Regions from separate parts of the Homo sapiens genome. Here all the other regions are linked to region 1. A link is a contact called in ENCODE Hi-C or POLR2A ChIA-PET data. All regions are on one chromosome and are shown on one strand. Each heading gives the region's core, a stretch centred on a gene start or an enhancer-like site at or near the end of the contact. The rest is flanking DNA. Distances are from core to core; before and after follow the strand shown. Region 1 holds the start of STT3B (STT3 oligosaccharyltransferase complex catalytic subunit B). Region 2 holds the start of CMTM6 (CKLF like MARVEL transmembrane domain containing 6). Region 3 overlaps CMTM7 (CKLF like MARVEL transmembrane domain containing 7). Region 4 overlaps CMTM7 (CKLF like MARVEL transmembrane domain containing 7). Region 5 overlaps CMTM8 (CKLF like MARVEL transmembrane domain containing 8). Region 6 has its middle 110 kb from the start of GADL1.

Region 1 (2,879 bases), core at 269-2,768:
AAAGGCATACTCTCAGAGGGGAAAATCCTAACTCAGGGGGAAAAATCCTAACTCGGGTTGGGCAAGTTGCGAAAAAAAAGTTAAAGCAATCTTTCCATCTAGATAATTCACAGACCAATGTAGTGTCTAAGTTAGCTAGTGTTGTTAAGAGTGGGGTAATTTCCTAAAACATTCAGGTCAGTCCCTTACACCATGTGCAACTTCGGTATTACAATCTAGGACTCCCATCACCGTGGTACTGTTTGCTCTTATCCACAAACCTTCCTGCAGACCAATAAAGGAACTAATGCAATGCTTTCAGATACTGTGCATAACACACTAAGGGTGACAGTGGCTAACAGGGTAAGGATCTTGTTCTAAAAAGCAACCCAAGACGATAGTGAAACAGTAAGGTGCTGAGTGCACTTAAGAGCTCTGAAAAAAAGCCACTCTTTAAAATACCTAATGATAAATAAATAAGAGTAGCTAGCTTTCAGATCACTTTCAGGGGTATTATTTCCTTCCCTCCAACACGCCATTCACTCTCCTTTTCCCTTCTCGTATCATGAGAGCATAAAAAGAAACAGTAAAAGCGTAAAACTGCAAGGGTGAGCAGCCGGGGTTCCGGCACATCTGGACCCACCTCCAGCGGCAACAGGGCAGCCCCCCTGGCCGATTCCGTCTGAACTAGCAAAAACGCGCCCGCAAATATGAAAGAACGCGAAAGCAGCGGGCGAGGAGGGCGGGGAATCGACCGACAGTCCGCGGAGGAGCTACCTGCCGCCTCCTGGCGTGGCGGGTCCGGACTCAGCGACCAAAGCGGGCTGCGAGGGACTGCACCCACACTCCCGGCGGCTGCACCCACACTCCCGGCGGCTGCATCCACACTCCTGGCAGTCTTCACACTAGCCCGGCCGAGAATCAAGGTTTCGCTCCTGGACCCCGACGCCCCGCCTCAGGCTGCACGGGGCAAACTTCGCCCACGGGCAGGGGGCGCGCCCGGAGCTCCGGGATCCGCGCCGGCCTCAGCCAGGACGCGAGCGGGGCTCCGCGGCGGCGCGGGGCCAAGTCGAGGAGAGCTGCGGCGGGCGGAGGAGCGGGTCCCGGTTCCCCGCGGGCCACGGGCGGGGGAGGGGCGGCGAGGCACTTACCACGGGTCGAACTCGTGGATGATGCTTTCGAAGCGGATGACGGCGAAGAGGCGCGAGCTGAAGCCGGCAAGCCAGGCCAGGAAGAGGATGGTGAAGGAGAGAAGCGACTGCCACCCAGCCGGCTGCGACAGCCCCCCGGACAGCCCCGCCGGGGCCGGCTTCGGCGGCGCCGCGCCGCCCGCCGCCTTGTGCGCGCACTGGGCCCCGGGCCCGTGGTGGCCGTGCCGGCTGTTTCCCAGGGCCATGAGGCCACTCCACGGGGACGAGTTGAGGGACGACTTGTGCTTGCTCTCCGGGGCCGAGGGCTCCGCCATGTTGTGCCCCGGCGGCGGGTCTAGCTCTCCTCCTCCGCCGCCGCCGCCTGGTGCGAGGGGTGCTGGGCGGGGACCCGGAGGAGGAGGAGGAGGAGGAAGAAAAAGGAGGAGGGAAGAGCTCTGCGCGCTCCCGCCCTCAGCGCCGCGAGGCCGGCGGACTGGGGGTGGAGGAAGCGGCGGCGGGGAGTCTCCGCCTCAGCAGCGGCCGCAATCGCCGCTCTCTCAACCCAGATGGCCCCGGCGCCCCACTAGCCATCCGTATCCCCAGTGCAGCTGCGGCGGCGGCGGCGAAAGCCGACGGGACGAGGGCGCCAGGAAAGAAGCAGCAGACGGAGGCGGCACCACGGCTCTGAGAAGCAATGACATTCCCTCTCTAGCCCGCCGCCCGCCCAGCCGAAAGGAGCAGGGGGAGGAGCCCCCTGGAGTCCGGGCGGAGCTCAAGCAACCTCTGACTCCGCCTCCGGCCCGACAGGAACTGGCCCCTCCGCCTGTCACAAAGCGACAGGTCCGTTAGGGGGCGGGCCCAGAACCGCTGCGCCCACCAATAGGGGCGCGAGCTGGGGCGGAGCTTGACCCAACCGTCTCCCCCTCCCCCCCACCATCCCGGCCTCGCGCCGATTCGCCCGGAGTGGCCGAGCTGCGCGGCTACGGCTTCATTGTCAGTTGAAAGACGCGGTTTCGCGCGCCTGTGCGGTCGGCGAGAAAGGGTACTAGGCGGCTCCGCTAGGTTCATGGAGCTGAGCTGGGCCGAGGGGCGGGAACTGCGGAGCGGCCTCGGTCAAACTCGTCTTAAAGGACGCGGAAAGCGCCGCACCGACCAGCAGGACGCTCGCGGGCTCTCCGCGGTCGTGACTTTTAACCCGCTTTGCGCGGAGCCCTCACCACGTGACGGCCGCGCAGGCGCATTATCCTAGCCCTCGGCGCGTGGGTCGGGCCGAGGGGTTCAGCAGCCCGTGGCGCTCCTCGGCTGGCGCTGCGAGTGAGCCCGCGGCGGCAGTGACACAGCCTACCTTGCTCATTGCCCTTCACGTCCCGCCTCCGGCTTCTGCGGCCGCGGGAATCCGAGAATGTGAGCAAAGACAAGTTTTCCGACACCGAAAACTCGTTGGAACCGGCAAGCGCGCCCCTAGCTCCGGCAGGCAAAATGCGACCTTCTCTCGCCCTTTTTCGTTTGTACTCCGAATTGCGAAAGTACTGTATGTTCACTGGAAATATGGGAAAATGCAGAAATACATTAACGGCTGCATACATTCCGTCGAGTGAGTGAAACTAACTTACCCTGGACGTTAAGCTGTTTCCAGTTCTCACTTTACTAAATAATAATAGAACGAAGGTTCTTGTGCACGTCTACCTTGTATTTTTATAATTCCTTTCCTTTCCCCACTTCCCTCCTTGTCCGCTAAAATAAAGTGCTACCAGATAAACTCAGGGCAAA
Region 2 (2,879 bases), core at 107-2,606, 970 kb before region 1:
ACAGAAGGGTAGTTCTGGCTGGTTGTAGGTGGCCCCTGCAGGGCAGTATCTACTTGTCTCTATTCATTTGAATGGGAGCTTTTGTTTGTTACTGGAAGAAGAAAGGGAGGTTTGGGGCCACGGAGAAGATGTAGCAGCTGATGGCAGCAGAAACCCCTTCTCTCTTCCATGGGTTTTGAGACTCCAATGGAGAGATGAGTTAGAAGCTGACGTTTTCTGGGTTAGCGTTTAGCAGCAAGGTTTCGAGTCAGACTGCTTAGGCCTGCATTCCAGCTGCTCCTGGCTGTTTGACCTTGGATATGATTTCAGCCTCTTGGCCTCAGTTTTCTCATTTGAAAATGAATGTAACCGACTTTATACTGTCGAACCTACTTTATATTGTTGTGAACATCCTGTAACTCAATCAACTTCAGTTGCTAAAATATAATTACATTCCTTGACAAGTTCACACAAAATTAACATATGTGACTGTAGCAGTTGGTGACCAAGAAAGAGAAAAAGGAAATGATTTTGAAAAGTGAGCCTAAATGGAATTTCGGGAGACGCGGGAGGGAGCGATTCTGAAAGTCCTTACAGACAACTCATTGTACTTCAAATGAAATACGAATTCTTCCCTTGGTCTGCAAGGCCTCCACATTATCTGGCCTTTGCCTACATCTCCAACATCTCCTTTCCTCCCGTACTTATTCCTAGCGACACAGGCCTTTGGGCTTCAGATTGAGTCAAACTCATTTGGTCCTCGGGACATTTGCACTTTCGTGAAAGGCTCTCCCCAGAACTTTACAAGCCTGGCTTCTCACACTTTGAGTCTCATTCAATTCAAAGATCATGGTCCTCAGAGAGGCCTTTCCTGACCACTCAGTTTAGTAGTGGCCATTTAAGTAGAGCACCCAATTCTCCATCCTTTTTTCCTTCTCCTTCCTCTTCTCCTCCTCCTCCATCTTCTTTTTTTTTTTAATAAATTTATCAAGCCACCAGAAATGCTGAATCCATTATTTTCGTATCATATTTTCACGTCACTTATCACTATCTGAAATTGCTATCCATCTGTTTTCTTGTTTATTGTCTGTCTCTGTTACTAGGGATCCTGTGATTTTGGGTAGTACTTGGCTGTCACCCAAGTACCTAGAACGGGGTTCACTGCACACCGAAAGTACGCAAAAATACTAAGTGAATGAATGTCAGGAGGATGAAAGATGGAGGGAGGTGAGAAATCCATCAAAGGCTCACAGAAAGAACTCAATTCTTGGATGAAAGTCGGAAGAATCCCAACAGCTAACAAGCAAATTTGCTGAGAGGGGGCGGGGCGGGCCAAGGGCGGGGGCGGGAAGGGGCGGAGTCAGGCGGAAGCCGGGGAGAAGGCCCAGGAAGTGACGGCCGCCTCCCGGCTACCGGGGACTTCTGGAGTCCGAGAAGTCAACGGCGCGGTTGCTGCGGCCGCCGCGCTCCCCGGCCCGAGGCGATGGAGAACGGAGCGGTGTACAGCCCCACTACGGAGGAGGACCCGGGCCCCGCCAGAGGCCCCCGGAGCGGCCTCGCTGCCTACTTTTTCATGGGCCGGCTCCCATTGCTCCGGCGCGTTCTCAAGGGCTTGCAGCTGGTGAGTCCGCGGTCAGGGAGGGCGAGCCCGGGCTGGGGAGCGGGGTCTGGCCCGGGCTTGGGAGGCCGCCGAGCTCCTTCGTTTCAGCTTGGTTGTTCAGTAAAAGGAGGTTTCCACACCTCTAGTTCCTTCCCTCTCAGCCTGGGGAAGGGGGCGTTACCCTCCGCCCTTCCGCCGGGCGGCCCCTCAGTCCCAAGGCTCTCCCCATCGGGATCCCACGAACTGGGGCCACCCAGCCTGTTAGGCGGGCTCAGGAAATGCGTCGGAGACCCAAGTCAGCCACTTCAACATCTTTCACTCATCCTCTATGGCGACTTTCCTCTCTTCTCTCTGCTGCTACCCTGCATTATCGCCCACAGTGCCTGTATTTAGACTGTGAAGCGCTGTTTATCTTTCTCTGGCTCTTGCGGTTTTCCTGCTGCGAGCCCATGGGGGCAGTTTAACTTGCTGGACAAAGTCCTGCGATACCACGCGTGGCATTGAGATGTGTGTGTATGTGTGTCCGGTAAATTGTCTTCTAAAAGTTTTATATTGACTGGAAAAGAATTATTTCAAAATTGAGCAATATGGGTTCTAAGTGGAAAGTCAAAAGGACAGCTTTTTGTAAGTATGTGCGGATAGCTGAACTAGGACATGGTATGCATCTTTCCATTTTATTGAGTTTATTTTAAGCAGTTGAAGTACCATAAACCTGTTCGTGAAAACATCAAAGCATCTTTGAGATTTAAATTATTCACTTTACAGTCGTGTTGGCTCCTATGTACTGTTCCAACCACTGATGGTTGAACCAGTTTAGGAAAAATAGAAACAGTTTAGGTTCTATTTCTGCAATAGAACCAGTTTAGGAAAAATCCGAATGCTTATGATGTTTATGAGTTTTGTCTTACTTTGTTTTGTTTTTTAACCATTCTAAGTAAAAATTAGCTCATTGGTTTCCTTGGAAAGAACTTAAATTCTTACAACTCAAATGACCCGAAGTTAAATTCTTAGAACTCTAGTGACCTACTTTTATTGAATAGAAAAACAGAAGTCGGAAAATCGGCACTGCTGTTTAGCGATCAAAATGATCACATCTGCTGATGACTGGGAAATCATTTGAAAGCAAGTGATAATGTGGCCTATGGAACCCAGTAGGATCTGGCCTTATCTTTCTCCCAGTCTCCCTCTAGGTGGTTCCACACTGGCCACCTTTAATTTATTACGAGGCATCAGGGGCTCTTTCCTGCCACTGTTCCTTTGCATAAGCTGTTCCTTCTACCTTCTTCCTTCTTCCTTCTCT
Region 3 (2,879 bases), core at 146-2,645, 910 kb before region 1:
CCCAAAGTGCTGGGATTATGGACGTAAGCCATTGTTTCCAGCCAGGAATCTATTTAAAATGCACAACCAATTTAGAAAAAAGATTATTTTATACACTGCCTCTCTCCTATGGAGGAGTGATTCTTTTTTTTTTGAGATGGAGTCTCACTCTGTTGCCCAGGCTGGAGTGCAGTAGCATGATCTTGGCTCACTGCAACTCTGCCTACGAGATTCAAGCGATTCTCTTGCCTCAGCCTCCAGAGTAGCTGGGACTACAGGTATGCACCACCATGCCCAGCTAATTTTTGCATTTTTAGTAGAGAGGGGGTTCCACCATGTTGGCCAGACTGGTCTTAAACTCCTGAACTCAAGTAATCTGCCTGCCCCAGCTCCCCAAAGTGCTGTGATTACAGGTGTGAGCCACCACGCCTGGCCAGAGCAGCGAGTCTTAAAGTGTGTGTGTGTGTGTGTGTGTGTGTGTGTGTGTGTATGCGTGTGGTGTTAGTGTATGGGTGTGTTAGCGTATGGGTATATGATTTTGTGTCCTATGGGACATTTGGCAATGTGTGTATATATTTTTGGTTTACACAATTTGCGGGGATGGGGGTTGCTACTGGCATTTAGTGGGTAGAGGCCCAGGGTGCTGCTAAGCACCCTGCAATAAATAGGAGAGCTCCCATAGTAAAGAGTTACCCATCTCCAGCCCCAAATGTGGCCCCTCAACTACAGTACTACTGTTGAAAAATTCTGCTATAGAAAATGTCAGTCTACAATGAGAATTAAATCACAAAATGGGGCCTGGTGCATGCCTGGCATCCCAGGCTCACGCCTGCAATCCCAGCACTTTGGGAGGCCAAGGCGGGTGGATCACCTGAAGCCAGGAGTTTGAGACCAGCCTGGGCAACAAGCAAGACCCTGTCTCTACAAAAAATACAAAAACTAGCTGGGCGTGGTGGCATGCACCTGTGGTCTCAGCAACTTGGGAGGCTGAGGTGGGAGGATCAATTGAGCCTAGGAGGTTGAGGTTGCAGTGAGCTATTATCACGTCACTGCACTCCAGCCTGCAAGACAGAGTGAAAGTCTGTCTCTAAAAAAATAAAAATCAAATCAAATCACAAAATGGATCTTACTCCAGTTAAAACAGTTGATGCTGAAATGCTCTTATTTTCTAAAGCCCCTTGTTGCTAGCCCACTATCAAGATCCTCAGCAATAGGTACAACAGCTAAAAGAGAACTCTCAGCTGGAAGCTTGAAGCAGGTATGGAGAGTGCTCTGCTTACCAGATCGAAACAGAAGAGTGTGGCTGTGACACAAAGAGTCCCTCAACATTTGTGTATTTCCCTTTGCTAATGAGCAACGCAAGTGTTTTCATTTTTTCGGTTCCTCTGAAGCTAGCCAGCCATGGTGATATAATGATTCACACCTCTGCCTTACTCAGGAGTGTGCATGATCGCCAGGGCTTTGCTGCTACGTTAGTCTTACTTCCAGGCCACATCTACATGGGGAAGTCTAGGGGTCTTCCCAGCCCCACAATGACCTCCTCAAGAACTCAAGTATCATTATTCAAGGCATGACTGAAAATGCAGATAATGTGGGATTATGCAGCGTGATTCCTAGGTAGAGAGGCAATTTTGCATCTAGTTTAATGCAGAGATTAAAATAATTTTCCAACTCGTCGTTGAAGACAAAGTTAGCTCTTTTTCATGGTGACACAGGGATGTGGAAGTTTCCCAGCCAACAAAAGGGGCCTGTGCAGGTCAGGTCTTCCTGCTCTGAGCCTCCAGGGCTGAGTACTGTGTAGTAGGAAGTACATTCCTGCTCTATCAGAAACATCTCGAACCTTTCTGGGAAACTTGCTCATGAAATAACACTTTCTGAATTCGGTTCACTGGGCCTATGGCCATCTACCATATGACTTTCTTTAGGAAAGCCCAATTTTAGAAAATCTAATTTAGCCAGAGTATGGTGTGTGCTTATGCGTGCTCCTAAAAGCTTCCTTTTTGCCCAGGGATTCATTCATTCCAACTTTAAATAGCCAGCATCTTAGCCAGCATATTAAGTTAAAAAAAAAAAAAAGATTTGACTGACATCAAACTTTTCAGAAATTCTTCTAAAGCCAGTAGGTAACTTCTGCAAATGCTGGGGCCCCCTGAATTATTTAGAAGCTTAATTCCTGGGTGACAAAATAATCTGTACAACAACCCCCTCCCATGACACAAGTTTACCATATAAGAAACCTACACAAGTACCCCTGAACTTAATATACAAGTTAAAAAAGAAAGCAAAGGTGAAGTGGAAGAAAGAACAAGACAATAGTGGGGAAAAGGCGCTGGGGTGTTTATCCCTGCCCTCCTCCCGCCAGCTCCAACCCTCTCAGGTGTCTTCGTGTTCCCAGTTAGAAAAGCAAATGCACAAACACGCCTGAATTCAGAGAGGACTGGAGGTAGGGGTTCTGACTTCAGGACGGAGTGAAGCAGCTGGGAGGCTCCTGGAAGACAGATGTTTCTGTGTAGAGTAACTTCAAAGTGATGCTGTCCAAAGGGTTCACTTGCCTCTTAAGGTGCCTTCTAGCTCCTCTCGTAACGGTTTGTTCTTTTATATTGAACTGTCATAAAAATAAAATATCTAACATAAATGTCCAGGGGTTTATTTTATTTATTTTATTTTTTTGAGATGGAGTCTCACTCTGTCGCTAGGCAGGAGTGCAGTGGCAACATCTCAGCTCACTGCAACCTCCACCTCCCTGGTTCAAGGGATTCTCCTACCTCAGCCTCACAAGTAGCTGGGATTACATGTATGCGCCACCATGCCCAGCTAATTTTTGTATTTTTAGTAGAGACAGGGTTTCACCATGTTGGCCAGGAGAGTCTCGATCTCCTGACCTTGCGATCTGCATGCCT
Region 4 (2,879 bases), core at 1-2,500, 880 kb before region 1:
CTAAGTCAAAAACACAGGCCTGGCATGTATGACATGCTCTACAGATGACAGCTAAATACAAAATGAAACGTCTGAGAAACCTTGGACAAAGACCAAGTGGGCTCTCTCCTCATGCAGACACAGACCTGTGCTAATCTAATATTCTTATCAAAGGGACTAGCATAGATTTGCAGAGGCAAGTTGGAGATGTGCAAAGGGAAAAAGGAAATGAAGACCTTGTAGAAAATATTATGAATATGGAATAGCAAGAACAGACCCAGCTAACTTCTGGAGAAAAGATTAAAGATCTCACTAGACTACTGAAAGGAGGTAATAAAAAAATAACTAACATTCACTCAGAGCTTAAATACTTCAGAGAAGATCTGCACAGTAACCCTGAGCAGGTAATATTATCACCCCCATCTCACGGAAGAGGGAACTGAGGCATAGAGAAGGCAGGTGATGTACCCAAGATTTCACTGAGGAGTAGGAATCCAGCAGTTCCACTGCCTCAGTTTCCCTCCCTTATCAGGAGATGAAGAGTAGCATGAAAGAAAGTACTTAATCCCAACGGGAGGGCCTACTGAAAAGGCAGCATGACAGTGGAAGACGACCTGCAGGTGTCACAAAGGTGCTGATGGTCTCAGGTCCCTGCTGGTTTGCTTGACACAAGGCAAGGGAAGTTATGAAGGTGGCCTGTGATCTGTATGGCAGTGAGAAAGTCACTACTTGACATTCTCATCCTTTAGAGAGTGTATCCACAAGGGGATGCGTTAAAATGCAGGTCCCTGGGCCCCTCAGCCAAAGTTTATTATTATTATTATTATTATTTTGAGACAGAGTCTTGCTCTGTCACCCAGGCTGGAGTGCAGTGGCGTGATCTCGTCAGCCAGAGGAGTTTTTAATCCAGTGGGTCTGAGCTGGGGCCCAGGAATCTGCGTTTTGAACAGGTTTACTTCCATCCCCAGCTAAAGTACTTTGGCTGGTCCCTGGGCTAGACTGTGGACAACCTTGGCCTCTACAGAAGAGAGGCAAGACAATACAGATTAAGAGCTTGGCTTTGGAGTCAAACAGTTCTGGGGTCAAATTCCCATTGCCTCTTAGCTGTGTAACCTGGAAAGGCTATGTAACCTCCCAGGGCCTGTTTTCCACCTGGAAAGTGGAGGTGACAAATAGTACCCCACTTAGAGAGCTCTTCCAATACCTGAAAAGCACTACGCACAGTTCCTGGCATGCATCACATGCTCTGCCCACAAGAGCTAAATGCAAAAGTAAAACTCTCACTGGGTCCCTGCAGCACTTCCGTTGTCGTAAAGAATTGGCAGGCTCCATATCATAACATTCTTGGGTTATCATTTCCTCTTCCTTAGCTAAATTTTCTGGAAGGAATCTCTTCCTGTGTATGAATCAGAAACTCAAGAGAAGCCACACTTCCCCAGCATCCCTTTTCCTCCCATGAAGCTTCAATGGTAAAGTTTCTTCACCTCTCCCCTTGCCCCAGGGATGGAGATTGACATTGACTTAGAGTGGACATCTGTTCAGGGGCAGATGGTCTGTGCAATTTGAATATTTATTATCTTGGTAATTTGTACTTCACCTCTTCCTAAAGTAATGAGGCAATAAAAGGAGCCTTAGTAAGAAATGTCAAAGATGAGGGGACGAGCAGAGACTTGCACCAAACAGAAGCTGTGAACGCAGTGCTGAAATACAGCGGTAAAGAAGGTGCAAATTTTCAACGTCAGTGGAACGTGGAGAATGAAAACTGAACCAAGAAAATGTAGCTTGGTCATTTGGTCCTGGGGTGGTGGAATTCCCTGGAAATAGACTCTGAGAAAGAGATTTGCATGCAAAAAGTTAACTGGGGAGTGCTCTCCAAGAGATTACAGTGGGAGAGTAAGCAAGACAGGACCAGGTGGAGGGAGGATTTGAGCAGTCATAACAAAGGCCTTGGCTGATACTCCGAGGAGCACTGAAGCTAGGACCGCTCTTCAGAGTTTTCTCTGTTGAAGCAAGCAGACCAGGCCTTCCTGACTCTCCACTGACCACTGGATACAGGCTGCCCCCAGGGAGAGGTTAGGCATCATCTTGGGTGAGGCGAGTCCCTTTGGTGGACATCAATTTGTGGGGAGGGACTCAGCAGGCCACATTCTTGGAACCTGCGGCGGATGAATGCCTCAGCAATAAAGGGGATATTTGGGCACACACCAGTATGGCCACTGCAACTGTTTAAGTGGGCTCTTTCCCCAAAAAAGTAGTTTAAAAAGAATAGAAAAATCTTGGCCCAAACTTGAATAGCCACATAGGAAAAAAGCTGCCTACTGACCAGGAACCCCCATGCTGGGGTTCCTAAATGGCTGAGGGAGAAAGCTATCGTGTCAAACCAGTAACATTTGAGAGTTATTTGTTACAGCAGCTAGTGTTGCACTAATAAAAAAATCTAAAACTATGAGAAACACTGTGAATGAAAAGAACTGGGTGCTATTAGAGGAGTTATAATGGAGATGAAGATTAGTTACCTCTGAGTACAAATGAAATGGACCAAAGGTGTGTTAATAATATCTTCTAATCACTCTAATCTTATAACAGTTAATAAATGAATGTATCAATGAATCAGCTAATTCATTTGTTCTGATATGTCACTGTCTTTAAGGTCATAATCATGTTACAAATAGAGGTTATTTTGAAATCAACAAACTAAGTTATATATCCTGTGAATAAATATCCATCTCTCAGAATTTATCTTAAGGAAAATAATCTAAGTCAAAAGAAAACTCTACTGCATACCGTAAAACAGCGATTGGCCATTTCTTTTTGGTAAATGACCAAATAGGACATATTTTAGGCTTTGCGGGCCACACAATCTTTATTGCAACTCCACTCTGCAGTGCTAGTGTGAAAGT
Region 5 (2,879 bases), core at 148-2,647, 760 kb before region 1:
TGGCAAAACCTGTCTCTACCAAAAATGCAAAAATTAGCTGGGCATGGTGGTGGGAGCCTGTAGTCCCAGCTACTGGGGAGGCTGAGATAGAATTGCTTGAACCTGGGAGGCAGAGGTTGCAGTGAGCCCAGATTGTGCCACTGCACTCCAGCCTCAGCGACAGAACGAGACTCCAGCCACTGCCCCCCACCCCCAACCAAAAAAAAAAAAAAAGTTTTTAGTTAAGAGATTAGAGAGCTTTTGTTGGAGTTCTGAGCAATGGCTGCTGCTGATGACCATGAAACCAGTTGAAGAACACAAGCCAGACTTCTTTACCTTGGTGCTTGAGTTTCTCATCATCTCCAATTTTTAAAATGTTATTCTTATCCAGGGTTCCCTCATAAACACTTCAAGTCCTTAAATTAACACTCAGTCCATTTTCCCAAATCCTTCCCACACACAAACCTTATTTTCCCACCCACAGACCTGTATTTTAAAATGCCAAATCCCCCTGAGTTTAAGAACTTGTCTTTCCTTAACTTCCACAAGCTGGTAATTAACTTTCCAAATGAGGCTGGTGAGCAATAGAAGAAATTGTTATCTTTCACCATCAATGTTTTGCACAAGATGCTGTGATGACACTGCTGGGATTTCAGACAGACAAAGCAGCCTGGAGTGTCTGCGCCACCCCAGACGGGGCTGCTGCTAGCCACAGCATTCTCTGTGCAAGGTTACCACTGTATTCCCCAAGGTGAGCTTTAGTCACAAATGTTGGTTCACAGATAAGAATAGCCTCATCAAAAGTTTAGGTACAGGCCAGGCACGGTGGCTCACGCCTGTAATCCCAACACTTCGGGAGGCATAGGTGGGTGGATCACCTGAGGTCAGGAGTTGGAGACCAACCTGGCTAACATGGTGAAACCCCACCTCTACTAAAAAATGCAAAAATTAGCTGGGTGCAGTGGCGGGCGCCTGTAATCCCAGCTACTTGGGAGGCTGAGGCAGGAGAATCACTTGAACCCAGGAGGTGGAGGTTGCAGTGAGCCGAGATTGTACCACTGCACTCCAGCCTGGGCAACAAGAGTGAAACTCCATCTCAAAAATAAATAAATTAAAAAAATAAAGTTTAGATATCCCTAGACTGTGTACATTCAAGGTGAGGAAATGATGTAATCTTTCTTTGAACCCAGAGGGCAATTTTTCTAAAATCATCTTTTTGCATCAACACATCCTAAGGGGATGTTTTTCTCTCTGTTCAATGGCTAGACCACAAACCTTCCAGAAAAACAACCATCCTATGAGAGCAAACACACGGGGAGGGAGTGGAGAAGGCATCCTCAGGATCCCTTATTTACAATAACGAAAATGTGGAGGTCATGGTGGACGGCTCTGCTGCCCTCTACTGGCCATGTCAAGCATCATCAGCCACAATAACACACAGTCTGCCGCCCTGGTTTTTCCCTTTGTGGTTTTAATTAGGCACTGCTCTTCCCGAGGAAAACCTGGGTGAGAGAGGCAGGAGGCCCCCACCCATGGAACCTCAGATCTGGATGGAACATCTAATGCAACATGGGCACATTACACAACCCTAAGGGGTGCCATTCCTGTGGAATACATCAACAGAGCTCTTGCACTTAAGCAATCCTGCAGCCCCAGTGGGTCATTTAATAAATGCCCCAGAATGGTAAGTGATCATTCCAGGGTCATCAGACCTGTGATGGACCAGAAGCAGGACCTGTTGCTTGCCTCAAGGGAGTGGCAAAGGGAAACAAGATTCCTACAAAGGAAAACAGGTTCCGACTGGGCTGGCCCCAGTGAGGAGAGCCAAGTCAGAACATGTATCCACTTCCTATTCTACGCTTCAACTATCCATCTGTCTAGCCATAACTCATTGTGCCAGGTACTCATTGCAGATACATACCACCAGATGGGAGAGACAAGCCTACTCCGGAGGGGGCTGAACAATTAGGGAGATTCAGACAAGTAAACCAGCAATTACCCTATAATGCTGTAGAAGTCTGGGTCAGGTGTGGTAGCTCATGCCTGTAATCCCAGCACTTTGGGAGGCCGAGGTGGGAGGATCACTTGAGCTCAGGAATTCAAGACCAGCCTGGGCAACATAGTGAGACCTCATCTTTATTTAAAAAAAAATAAAAAATAAAAGGCTGAAGCAAAGAAGTCCTGATTGTTACTGAGCACAGAGCTGGAGGGGCACACAACACAGACTGAGAGGTGGGAAAATCAAGGATGGTTTCCTGAAGACAGTGACATCCAAGACAGAACAAAAGGATTTAAAGGATATATAGATATTAGCCAGGTGAGGTGGGCATGGAAACCATTACAGGCAAGTGGAATAACAGGTAGAATAAAGCAGAGATGAGACAGCATGGAACATTTTAGGAACTGGAGGTCCAGTGGAGCTGGAACGTAGGGTGGATAGATATCCAGGCAACAAACAAAGCCAGATAGAAAGGCAGGCCCCGGATCACACAGGGCCTTGCAGTCCAGGAAAGGAGTCTGAACCATAGCCCGGAGGCCATGAGGAGCTGCTAGGGGTTTAAGCAGAGGGGAGACATTAATAGATGTGGGTATGGGTTTCCTCCATCATACTAGGCTCTGAAGAGGTTCCATGAAGGGCAGTCATCCTTCCTGCCCCCAAGGAACTTACAGTTCCTCAACTTAACAAAATGATATACAATAGTTGGATCTATGCTTACTACTGAATCATTTACTTCTATTCATTGGGTGTCTATCACCCTAATTGAATGCAAGCTCCACAAAGACAGGGATTTTCTCTTTCCGCTGTTTTGTTTTGTTTTTTTTTTTTTTTTTTTTTTTGAGATGGAGTCTCGCTTTATTGCCCAGGCTGGAACACAGTGTTGCAATCTTGGCTTACTGCA
Region 6 (2,879 bases), core at 97-2,596, 530 kb after region 1:
GTCTGTAATCTCAGTACTCTGGGAGGCTAAGGCAGGCAGATCACTTGACCCAAGAAGTTCGAGACCCATCTGGGCAACATTGCAACACCCAATGTCTACAAAATAATACAAAAGTTAGCCAGGCGTGGTGGTGCGTTCCCGTAGTTCAAGCTACTTGGCAGGCTGAAATGGGAGGATTGCTTGAGCCTGGGAGGTGAAGGCTGCAGTGAACCATGATCATGCCTCTGTACTCTAGCCTGGGTGACAGAGTGAAACACTGTCTTAAAATATATATAACAAATAAAAAAAAATTAAAAATAAAACAAACGAGGAAAACATCTTTTTACCTTGGTCAGAGAGGGGGCAAAGGTGATATCCACTTGGGACACATGGGTACTATCTTACTGGTTGTTTATGGCTAGTGTCTGTTCTGATGGGTGAGTCTGCCTGCCATGTTTAGAACGTCATTGCTTGGGAAGTCCTCGCCCTCTTCACATCTGGGAAACCTTGTGGTGTTTCCTTTTATTCCATGCCTGAATTCAGTGTGGCCCTTGTTGGCAAATACTTCTACTGCCATCAGGTACTTAAGAGCAAGAACTCTATGTGTCCTCGCCCACTCAGCTCTGTTCGTAAATGAGCACGTGAAGGTCAGTGGAAAGACTAGAGAGAAAGAGGCTAGGAAGGGAATTAAGGTGGGTCTCAAAGACCTGGGATCTAGGCTTGCTCTGACACTGACTCTCTGTGAGACGCTGTACAAGTCACTGACCTTGTTTATGTCTTAGTGTCCTCAGTTGTAAAATGAGGACATTGGGCTGCATCTGTGGTTCCCGATCCTTGTATGGTGAATGAGTCTCAAATCGTTACCGTTTGTTAGGTATAAATTTCCGTGCATTGACTTGAATAGGCAAGAAATTCATTTAACTTTCCTCTAAGTGAACTTTTTTGAACAGATTTTTTTTTTTTTTTTTTTTTTTTTTTTTTTTTTTTTTGCCAAAAATGGCTGCAAGAATGTTTCTGGTTCTATGTGATGTACCAGAACTTGCACTTTCTTCATCAAGAAGTCAAGTCTCTGTCTCCTGCTCGTGAGACTAGTCAGGCTTTTGTGACTGCCTCAGCTATTAGATTATGGCAGAAGTAATGCTGTGTGACTTCTCAGCCAAAGTCCTAAGAGCAGAACAGCTTCTGCCTGGATCTCTCACTCTAGCTATCATGAAGCTTCTCTATTACATGGAGATAGAGATCTGCTGAAGGAGCCCCAGCTGTTGGTATTTTCCAGGCCAGGCACCAGTCATATGAGTAAGCCAGCCATCAGACAACTTAGCCCCAGCCACTGTCTGCCTGCAACTGCACAAGAGAGCTGAGTGAAAACAATCTTGCTGAGTTCAGTCAAGCTCCAGAAATGTACGGGGTAAGAGTAAAATAATTGATGTTGTTTTAAACCAGTAGTTTGGGATGGTTATTCATGTAACAATAGATGACTAAACACTGCTATGTCAAATTCCTAGTCCACTGTTTGGTAGGAATGAATTCCAGTCATTTTTGCAATGCTATTCTTCTATCCGTGGAATTGTCTGAATTGGGAGTAGTTACATTATGTTATGCTGTCAAGGAAACATCTGGTGATGCTGTCCTTGATGCCATTATCTGTATGCTATGTCCATGGAGGTTTCCTTGTTTCTGTCTAGTCTGCAGTTACTAGTCTATGGTTTCACTTCTGTCTTTCTTTCTTCCCGAATATAAGACTTCTTCAAATCATTAACTTTTGGAACTATATACTTGCCACTCTCAGGCTCAATGGACACATTCTGCCACTCCATTTTGGGCTTTTAGATCCTCCACTCCCCTGTACCTCCTGAGTGCAAGAGGACATTTTTGCTGCTCCTGCCTCCAGTGTTGCACAAGAAAGTTAATGAGCCTCTTTTAGACAGGTTTCTAGACCAATATTTTTCAGATTTTAAAGCTGCATTCTTGGAGCAAGTCATGAAATCAATCCACTAGTTTGTGATCATCATTTAAAAAATTTTTCGGAGTAGAACAGAATTGAATGAAAAATGTCACAGTATATCAAATATTGGTAAGGCAACTGTGATGGCTAATTTTTTGTGTCAACTGGACTAGGCCATGGCACTTTGGCCAAACATATCTGGATGTTGCATGAAGGTATTTTTTTTAGATGAAATTAACATATACGTCAGTAGACCATGAGTAAAGTTGATTACCCTTCATCCGGTAGGTAATTCTCATCCAATCAGTTGAAGACATTAAGGAAAAGACTGATATTCCTGAGAAAGAGGAAATTCTGCTAGCAGATGGCCTTTGGACTCAAACTGCAACATCAATTCTTCCCTGGGTCTCTAGCCTGCTGACCTAACATACCCCTCAAATTTTGGACTTGCCAGCCTCTACAGTTGTGTGAGCCAATTCCTTACATCTCCTCCTCTCCCCTCACTCCATCTCTCTCTATCTGGTCGGCTTTGTGTAACACCACGAAAATAAAACAATACTTTCCTGTCTTCTGCTGATTGGCACCTGTCTTTCTCTTCTGGGTAAGATTGTTTCTGCTTGTTTAGATAACAAGGCAGTCATGAATGGTATCAAAATGTGTCCAATACTGACCACATTGCTGGTGTTCAATAAATTAAAAAATATTTTATTCTGTACCTGTGGTCTATACCCTAGAATTCAAACAGTTAACTGTCTTATCTGCATTCAGTATTCCACTGCCACTTAAAATAAATGTGAATTAATATAACAATTCCTCTCAAAATTATATCCGTTGGTTTAAATAGCTTTGCTGTGTGTACAAATACTTTGGGTGAATGCAGTTATTTAATAGTTTAAATCTAGTTTCATTTTGATAATATAGCATTGTTCAACTATTGAAATGACTAAGTTCCCTT

Evidence for each region. Hi-C counts contacts between places; a loop is a spot of excess contacts on that map. ChIA-PET counts read pairs that join two places held with the same protein, here RNA polymerase II (POLR2A). Pooled maps may share reads with other maps.
Region 2: a loop to region 1 is called in a map of CD4-positive, alpha-beta memory T cell, with 5 times the contacts of the local background. The contact joins the promoter of CMTM6 here to the promoter of STT3B in region 1. A Hi-C loop is called at or near these places in 2 of 168 maps with a recorded cell type or tissue (CD4-positive, alpha-beta memory T cell and heart right ventricle), 1 of 37 single-sample maps with no recorded cell type and 11 of 50 pooled maps. POLR2A ChIA-PET finds 5 or more read pairs at or near these places in 2 of 52 experiments (T-cell and activated CD4-positive, alpha-beta memory T cell).
Region 3: a map of OCI-LY7 shows a loop between it and region 1 (2.9-fold over the local background). The contact joins the enhancer-like site here to the promoter of STT3B in region 1. A Hi-C loop is called at or near these places in 1 of 168 maps with a recorded cell type or tissue (OCI-LY7), 7 of 37 single-sample maps with no recorded cell type and 9 of 50 pooled maps.
Region 4: a loop to region 1 is called in a pooled map, with 4 times the contacts of the local background. The contact joins the enhancer-like site here to the promoter of STT3B in region 1. A Hi-C loop is called at or near these places in 5 of 37 single-sample maps with no recorded cell type and 5 of 50 pooled maps.
Region 5: a loop to region 1 is called in a pooled map, with 3 times the contacts of the local background. The contact joins the enhancer-like site here to the promoter of STT3B in region 1. A Hi-C loop is called at or near these places in 1 of 168 maps with a recorded cell type or tissue (naive thymus-derived CD4-positive, alpha-beta T cell) and 6 of 50 pooled maps. POLR2A ChIA-PET finds 5 or more read pairs at or near these places in 1 of 52 experiments (activated CD4-positive, alpha-beta T cell).
Region 6: a loop to region 1 is called in a map of endothelial cell of umbilical vein, with 11 times the contacts of the local background. The contact joins the enhancer-like site here to the promoter of STT3B in region 1. A Hi-C loop is called at or near these places in 1 of 168 maps with a recorded cell type or tissue (endothelial cell of umbilical vein), 2 of 37 single-sample maps with no recorded cell type and 4 of 50 pooled maps. POLR2A ChIA-PET finds 5 or more read pairs at or near these places in 3 of 52 experiments (AG04449, AG04450 and MCF 10A).

The regions. Positions count from the first base shown.
Region 1 is chr3:31,531,564-31,534,442 of GRCh38, reverse strand. It overlaps STT3B (STT3 oligosaccharyltransferase complex catalytic subunit B), which reads right to left and starts at 1,518. Exons shown (of 16, transcript NM_178862.3): 1 at 1,131-1,518. The coding sequence starts at 1,444. RefSeq lists enhancers at 786-845, 1,696-1,835 and silencers at 1,006-1,155, 1,236-1,365, 1,396-1,625, 1,936-2,195.
Region 2 is chr3:32,501,329-32,504,207 of GRCh38, reverse strand. It overlaps CMTM6 (CKLF like MARVEL transmembrane domain containing 6), which reads left to right and starts at 1,356. Exons shown (of 4, transcript NM_017801.3): 1 at 1,356-1,600. The coding sequence starts at 1,463. RefSeq lists silencers at 1,256-1,345, 1,416-1,645.
Region 3 is chr3:32,437,660-32,440,538 of GRCh38, reverse strand. The region is part of intron 1 of CMTM7 (CKLF like MARVEL transmembrane domain containing 7); the gene reads right to left. Among named protein-coding and RNA genes, the nearest start is that of CMTM7, 47 kb to the right of the region's middle. Within about 2 kb of position 1,395, at least 8 of the 41 ENCODE cell types and tissues checked have a DNase peak (open chromatin) inside an H3K27ac peak, as active enhancers do; they include OCI-LY7, where a contact is called at or near this core.
Region 4 is chr3:32,413,127-32,416,005 of GRCh38, reverse strand. The region is part of intron 1 of CMTM7 (CKLF like MARVEL transmembrane domain containing 7); the gene reads right to left. Among named protein-coding and RNA genes, the nearest start is that of CMTM7, 23 kb to the right of the region's middle. Within about 2 kb of position 1,250, at least 13 of the 41 ENCODE cell types and tissues checked have a DNase peak (open chromatin) inside an H3K27ac peak, as active enhancers do.
Region 5 is chr3:32,295,394-32,298,272 of GRCh38, reverse strand. All of the region lies in intron 1 of CMTM8 (CKLF like MARVEL transmembrane domain containing 8), which reads right to left. Among named protein-coding and RNA genes, the nearest start is that of CMTM8, 58 kb to the right of the region's middle. Within about 2 kb of position 1,397, at least 2 of the 41 ENCODE cell types and tissues checked have a DNase peak (open chromatin) inside an H3K27ac peak, as active enhancers do.
Region 6 is chr3:31,002,943-31,005,821 of GRCh38, reverse strand. No RefSeq gene overlaps it. Among named protein-coding and RNA genes, the nearest start is that of GADL1, 110 kb to the right of the region's middle. Within about 2 kb of position 1,346, at least 2 of the 41 ENCODE cell types and tissues checked have a DNase peak (open chromatin) inside an H3K27ac peak, as active enhancers do; they include endothelial cell of umbilical vein, where a contact is called at or near this core.